2 separate regions of the Homo sapiens genome follow, and region 2 is linked to region 1. A link is a loop called in an ENCODE intact Hi-C map of the cell type or tissue named here. Cell type or tissue: heart left ventricle. All regions are shown on one strand. Each heading gives the region's core, and the rest is flanking DNA. Links, peaks and the distances in the headings are about the cores only. Region 1 has its middle 34 kb from the start of TMEM270. Region 2 has its middle 49 kb from the start of ELN.

The links. A loop is a pair of places that touch in the nucleus more often than their neighbours do. Peaks named below come from ENCODE experiments on the same cell type or tissue, not always from the same donor. Only the 100,000 strongest peaks of a DNase experiment are listed, where the experiment ranks them.
Region 2: a loop joins it to region 1, with 2.7 times the contacts of the local background. A loop is called at or near these places in 11 of 110 quality-filtered maps.

What each region holds. Positions count from the first base shown.
Region 1 is chr7:73,893,432-73,896,337 of GRCh38, reverse strand. No RefSeq gene overlaps it. Among named protein-coding and RNA genes, the nearest start is that of TMEM270, 34 kb to the right of the region's middle. In heart left ventricle, for the core only: no CTCF peak of the experiment used is centred there; a DNase peak (open chromatin) is centred at 1,157; H3K27ac peaks cover 2,201 bases.
Region 2 is chr7:73,977,887-73,980,792 of GRCh38, reverse strand. No RefSeq gene overlaps it. Among named protein-coding and RNA genes, the nearest start is that of ELN, 49 kb to the left of the region's middle. RefSeq lists an enhancer at 1,380-1,674. In heart left ventricle, for the core only: a CTCF peak has its summit at 1,477 (motif pointing right); a DNase peak (open chromatin) is centred at 1,508.

The DNA.
Region 1 (2,906 bases), core at 101-2,600:
CTGATGACAATACTACCAAAAACAGATTCAATGCAATGCCTATCAAAATCCCAGTGGTGTATTTGCAAAAATGGAAAAAATCCATTCTAAAAATCAGATGGAATTTCAAGGAACATCAAATAGCCAAAACAATCTTGAAAAAGAACATTTGGAGGACCTACACTTCCTAATTTCAAAACTTACTACAAAGCTACAGTAATTAAGACAATGTGTTACTGGCATAAACATAGACATATAGATCAATAGAATCGAATTGAGAAATAAACCATTACAATTGTGGTAAATTGATTTTTGACAGCAGTGTCAAGACCATTTAGTGGGGAAAGAATAGTCTGTTTAACAGATGGTGGTGAGACAACTGGATATCCACATGCAAAAGAATGAAGTTTGACCCCTACCTCACACCATATATAAAAATTAACTCAAAATGGAGTGAAGATCTAAATGTAAGAGCTAAAACAAGAAAACTCTTAAAAGGCAACATCGTGGTAAATCTTCGTGACCTTAGACCTGGCAATGGTGTCTTCGATATGATGCCAAAAGTACAAGCAACCAAAGAAAAAATAGACAAATTGGATTTCATCAAAATTGAAAACTTTTGTGCTTCAAAGGACACTATGAAGAAAATGAAAAAGACAACCCACAGAATGAGAGAAAATATTTGCAAATCTTATCTTAAATGACTTGAGACTATGTTAAATGAAAAGCTCTTCTTGGAAACTTCTTCATAGTGGGGGTGGAGGGGGAAAGAGCCTACCCCAATGTACAGCATGCAGGCATCCTGCCCTGCCCTTTGTGGAATGAGTTTACCCAAAGAGGATCTGCTCATATAGGAAATTGGGGAAGTTAAAGTGGGGGAGGGTGGGAGGAAGGAGAGACACTTGCCCCCAGGGCAGCCACAGTTCTCTGGGAACTTGCTCACAAATTCCCTGAATTCCCCCAAATTAATTTTAGAATGAGTCCTCGAAACCCAAGGAGGCCAAGGGACGGCCCGGCGCCAGTTTGGGCAGCTCTCAGAAAGGGGACAGCATGAGGGAGAGGCCGTCTGGCCTGGCCTCGTTTCCCAGCCAGGCCCCATCCATGGGAAGGTCACGAGAGGCACGAGCCGGGGCCAACCCCCGTGCAGGGCGCGGGCGCAGGCAACAGGCCAGGAGGTCCTGGGGCCTGAGGTCTCCATTCCCACTGACATCAGTGCAAGGTGTCAGGGGGCCTGAATCATCGGGGCTGGGGCCAGCCCCCCTCCCTGGGGGTTGTGGGGAGAGCATAGCAGAGGCATGAGGCAGCCCCAGCCAGGCGGGCGGCCCTAGGCTGGGCTGGCCCGGTGACTGCTTTATAGAATTAGTGAGTGGGACTCACCACAGGGGGGAGGTGGAAATGTCATCGTCCTGGATTCCAACAGGCTGTACTCCCCCTCTTTCTGATTCACAAAATTAATTTCAATGGCTAGAGAGGAGTCTGGCAGCAGGGCCAAGGGGTCATAAACACGGGGAATATTAATAGCTTCAGCCAGGCTGCCTGAGGGGCTGGGGGGCCCTCCAGAGGGACTGATTTATTTAGTCTCCTCATTAATGATGTGGAAAGACAAGAGTTTGCCCGAGCCTGAGGCGGATACTGACCTACATCAGGGCAGGAATTGCCCATGCTAAGGACACACCACGGCGGACCATCCTCGGCTCTATCTCCCCCAGGCACTATTCCTCTTGGTTTTATCGTGGTGCCCTGGCTCTATATCCCAGCCAGGTGGGCCCAGGTGAGGCACCATTATTGAGCCATCTCAAAGCAGCAGACGGTGGGAGCTAGGCACACCAGGCGCATACCGTGGCCAGGTAAGGATCGATCTCCTTCCAGAGCTGAGATCTCAAGAATAATGCATATTCATGCATATGAACACACATGCTCAGACCTTTCCATGTTTCTGACGACAAGACCAGCCCTGCTTCCCCTCTCTCCAGCCGGTGGCTGGACATACAGGACCAAGTCAAGGTGTAGAGTACCCAGCCATCCCAGACTGGCACATGATAGAGTGAGCCAGGTGCAGCAGGAATATACATTCCAGGTAAGGATGGGCTCCTTCCTGAACAAGGACCCTAGCCTCCTTAGCCCTCCACCCCAACCTCACCCTGCCATTAATCAACCTTATATGTCACTCCCAAATCTAGGGATATTTAACACTGGGAGTTCAGGGAAATTCTACACACATGTGCATGCAGAATATATACAACACCTGTTCCCCAACACACTTGGCAGAGCCCCATTCTAGGGCATAGCTTGGCCTGCTAAGGGGAACAGAAACCAGGGCAGCTGGCACGCTCTGGCCCTTCCCAAGTCCCCGGGTCCTGAGAACATCATTCCAAACTACCCTTGGGGCCCCAGAGTCTGAGGTCACAGACCAAGGAGTCTGTGAAGAGGGTCAGCTGGCAGTGGCTTGGGGAGATCCAGTTGGGAGGCGTGCCCAGGGCCCACGCAGACGGGCTGGGGGAGCCTCCCCTGGGAAGCCCTCCACTCCCAGCTGCACACTCCTGGCTGCCAGCGCTGGGACAGACACAGACGGACTGGGCCTGGCAGCAGCTGCAGCTGGGAGCCTGCCGAGTCCTGGGCTGGAATGAAGGAGAAACCTGTCCAGCGATGAGATCAAGGCAATGGCACAAGTGTCCCCCCCAGGGAGCCGAGCTCTGTGTCCCAGGACATTCCAAACTCTGTGAACAAAACATGGGATGGGAGGCTAGCCAGGCTGGGCCAGGGCCAGGTGGCCCCCCACCCCTCCCATCAACGGATGGTTTTGCAGGGGGAGCCCAGCCTCCTCCTGCGGGGGCTGTCCCGGCCCAGCAGTGGGACCGGCTGGGAACGCAGCATGCACTGCCAGGAATACTGCCCACACAAGTCGCCTGGGGACGCCGCATCCAGAC
Region 2 (2,906 bases), core at 98-2,597, 84 kb before region 1:
AAGAATGGTTTGCTATGACTCCATTTTTTTTTTTTTTTTGAGACAGGGTCTTGCTCTATTGCCCAAGCTGGAGTGCAGTGGGTGATCTCGGCTCACTGAAACCTCTACCTCCTGGGTTCAAGCAATTATCATGCCTCAGCCTCCCAAGTAGCTGGGATTACGGGCATGAACCAGCATGCCCAGCTAATTTTTGTATTTTTAGTAGAGACAGGCTTTCACCATGTTGGACAGGCTGGTCTCGAACTCCTGACCTCAAGTGATTCACCTGCTTCGGCCTCCCAAAGTGCTGGGATTACAGGCTGAGCCACCGCGCCCAGCCTACAACTCAAATCTAATCCTGTCATCCCCTGCTTACACTGTTGTCCCCAGGCAAACCTCAGCCCCTCTGGCCCAGCTTTGTAGATGACAACTGGCCAAAGTCCATGTCTCCAGCTTTCATCTCCCTGTTCTGTGGACACTAAAACCCATTTGCCAAACATATCAAACGTCTCTTTCGCCTGAGGGCTTTCCTTATGCTGCTGGTTCTGTCTGGAAGTACCACTCATCATCCATCTTTTCTGTCACTACAACCTTTTTTTTTTTTTGGAAACAGTGTCTCACTCTGTTGCCCAGGCTTGAGTGCAGTGGCGCGGTATCTTGGCTCACTGCAACCTCCGTGTACTGGGTTCAAGCGATCCTCCTGTCTCAGCCTTCTGAGTAGCTGGGATTATAGGCAGTCACTACCACACCTGGCTAATTTTTGTATTTTTAGTAGAGACGAGGTTTTACCATGTTGGCCAGGCTGGTCTTGAACTCCCGACCTCAGGTGATCCGCCTGCCTCGGCCTCCCAAAGTCCTGGGATTTCTACAAGTGAGCCACACGCCTGCTATACAACCTTTGGGGTTTGTTATAGGTCCTTCAGGGGTTAACTTAGAAGCTGTCCCCTCTTCCCACCCCAAGAGCCTTGGATAGGGCTGATGGTTCCTCCAAGCCCCAAGTCCTGCTGAACACTACTGAACACTGGATTTATTTATTTATTCATTTATTTAATTTGAAGGCAAAGTCTTGCTCTGTCGCCCAGGCTTGAGTGCAGTGGCATGATCCTGGCTCACCGCAACCTCCGCCTCCTGGGTTCAAGCGATTCTCCTGCCTCAGCCTCCCGCGTAGCTGGGACTACAAGCACTACCATGCCCAGCTAATTTTTTGTATTTTTAGTAGAAACGGGGTCTCACCATGTTGCCCAGGCTGGTCTCAAACTCCTGAGCTCAGGCAATCCACCCGTCTCGGCCTCCCAAGGAGCTGGGATTACAGGTGTGCGCCACGGTGACCCTGAACACTGGACTTAGAATGCTCTAGTATTGCCTGCCTGCTTCTGCCTCTTGACTGGGCTTCCTCCAGGCAAAGGCAGGTGTTCCTTCATTCTGAATGTCAATCAACATATTTAACCACCTGCACCACCCTTCCAGGCCATACCAGCTAATAACCAGCCCCGCCACTTGGTGGCAGCATGCAGCATGACGCAGATGAGGCTGGGGCCTGGCTGTGGAGTGAACGACCTTTGCACACCTTGCCCTGCATCAACCGCATGGCTGTTTCCCTTGGGAGCTCTTAGTGGGAGGAGGAGCTAAGGCTGGGAAGGGAAGCAGAAGCTGAGGTTTTGGCAACACAGATTCAGGAAGTTGGGGAGAAATGAGCCCAGAAGCTCAGAATGGGTGGGGTGCAGGGCCTGAGTTGGGACACAGAAGGCTAGCCCCAGGTCAGGGTTTGTGCCCCCATAAGGAGCTCCCACATGAGGCCCCGGGACCCGCCAGCAGCAGCAGGTCTTTTGCACCATCTCCCCAACGCTGTTTAGGCAAGGGGTGAACCTGAGGTCACCCAAAGCCTCCAGCCGCTCTCCCAAACAGCCGCCTACCACGGGGGACCCAGGAGGCCAAGTCAATAACCCGAAATCATAAAATCTCAAAGGCGTCGAGCATTTGGAAGGAGGAGCAGACGCAGCAAATGGGGCCTTTTCCCAGGCAGCTCGTGTGGAACAAGAGAAACAGATTTACGAGCGTCTGGTTGAAGCCAGGTTGGGGGGCGGGGTGGGGATGGGGGGTTTGGTGGAGACGCAGAACGTTTCTAGTGCACAGGAAGGATGATAAATGGGAATGAGCTGCACGGGCTCCATGGCTGTGGTTTAAGATGCGTGAAATGCAGGCTCTCTCTTTCGTGTGCTTTGTTACAGATTTGGAAGAACATAAATGTATGTATCAGTGTTTCATGGACTCTCCCAAGACCTGCAAACTCCGGTCCTCCTTCCTCTGAAAGGTGGGCCATCTGAGAGCGATGTTGGACATGGGTGTGTACCGGGGAGCACGGGCTGGTTGCCCATCCTTGGCCCTGAACTTGGACTCCCAGATGTAGCCACATGGCCCAGACCTCCCCCCGACCCGGCGGCACGGCGGCTTGAGAAAGGCCTGCCTCTGAGTCACAGGCAAGGCTCTAACGCTGTCTGTGGACTCTGGACTGAGACCCACAGGCTTGAAGGGGAAAGGGCACCCAGTTTACAGTCATGTTCATGCACACGCACACCTGCACACGCACACACCTGCACATGCATGCCTGACCACACATGCCTCCACATGTACACCTGCACGCACATGCCTGCACACACGCTTGCAAACGCACACCTGCACACACAATCTGCACACGCACACCTGCACACACATGCCTGCACACACACGCTTGCAAACGCACACCTGCACACACAATCTGCACACGCACACCTGCACACACATGCCTACACACACTTGCACACGCATGCCTGCACACACACTTGCACACACATTTGCACACGCACGCCTGCACACACATGCCTGAACACACACACCTGCACACTTAAACTCTTCCTGGTGCCAGATTTTGTCACAGGGAAGAACAAGGA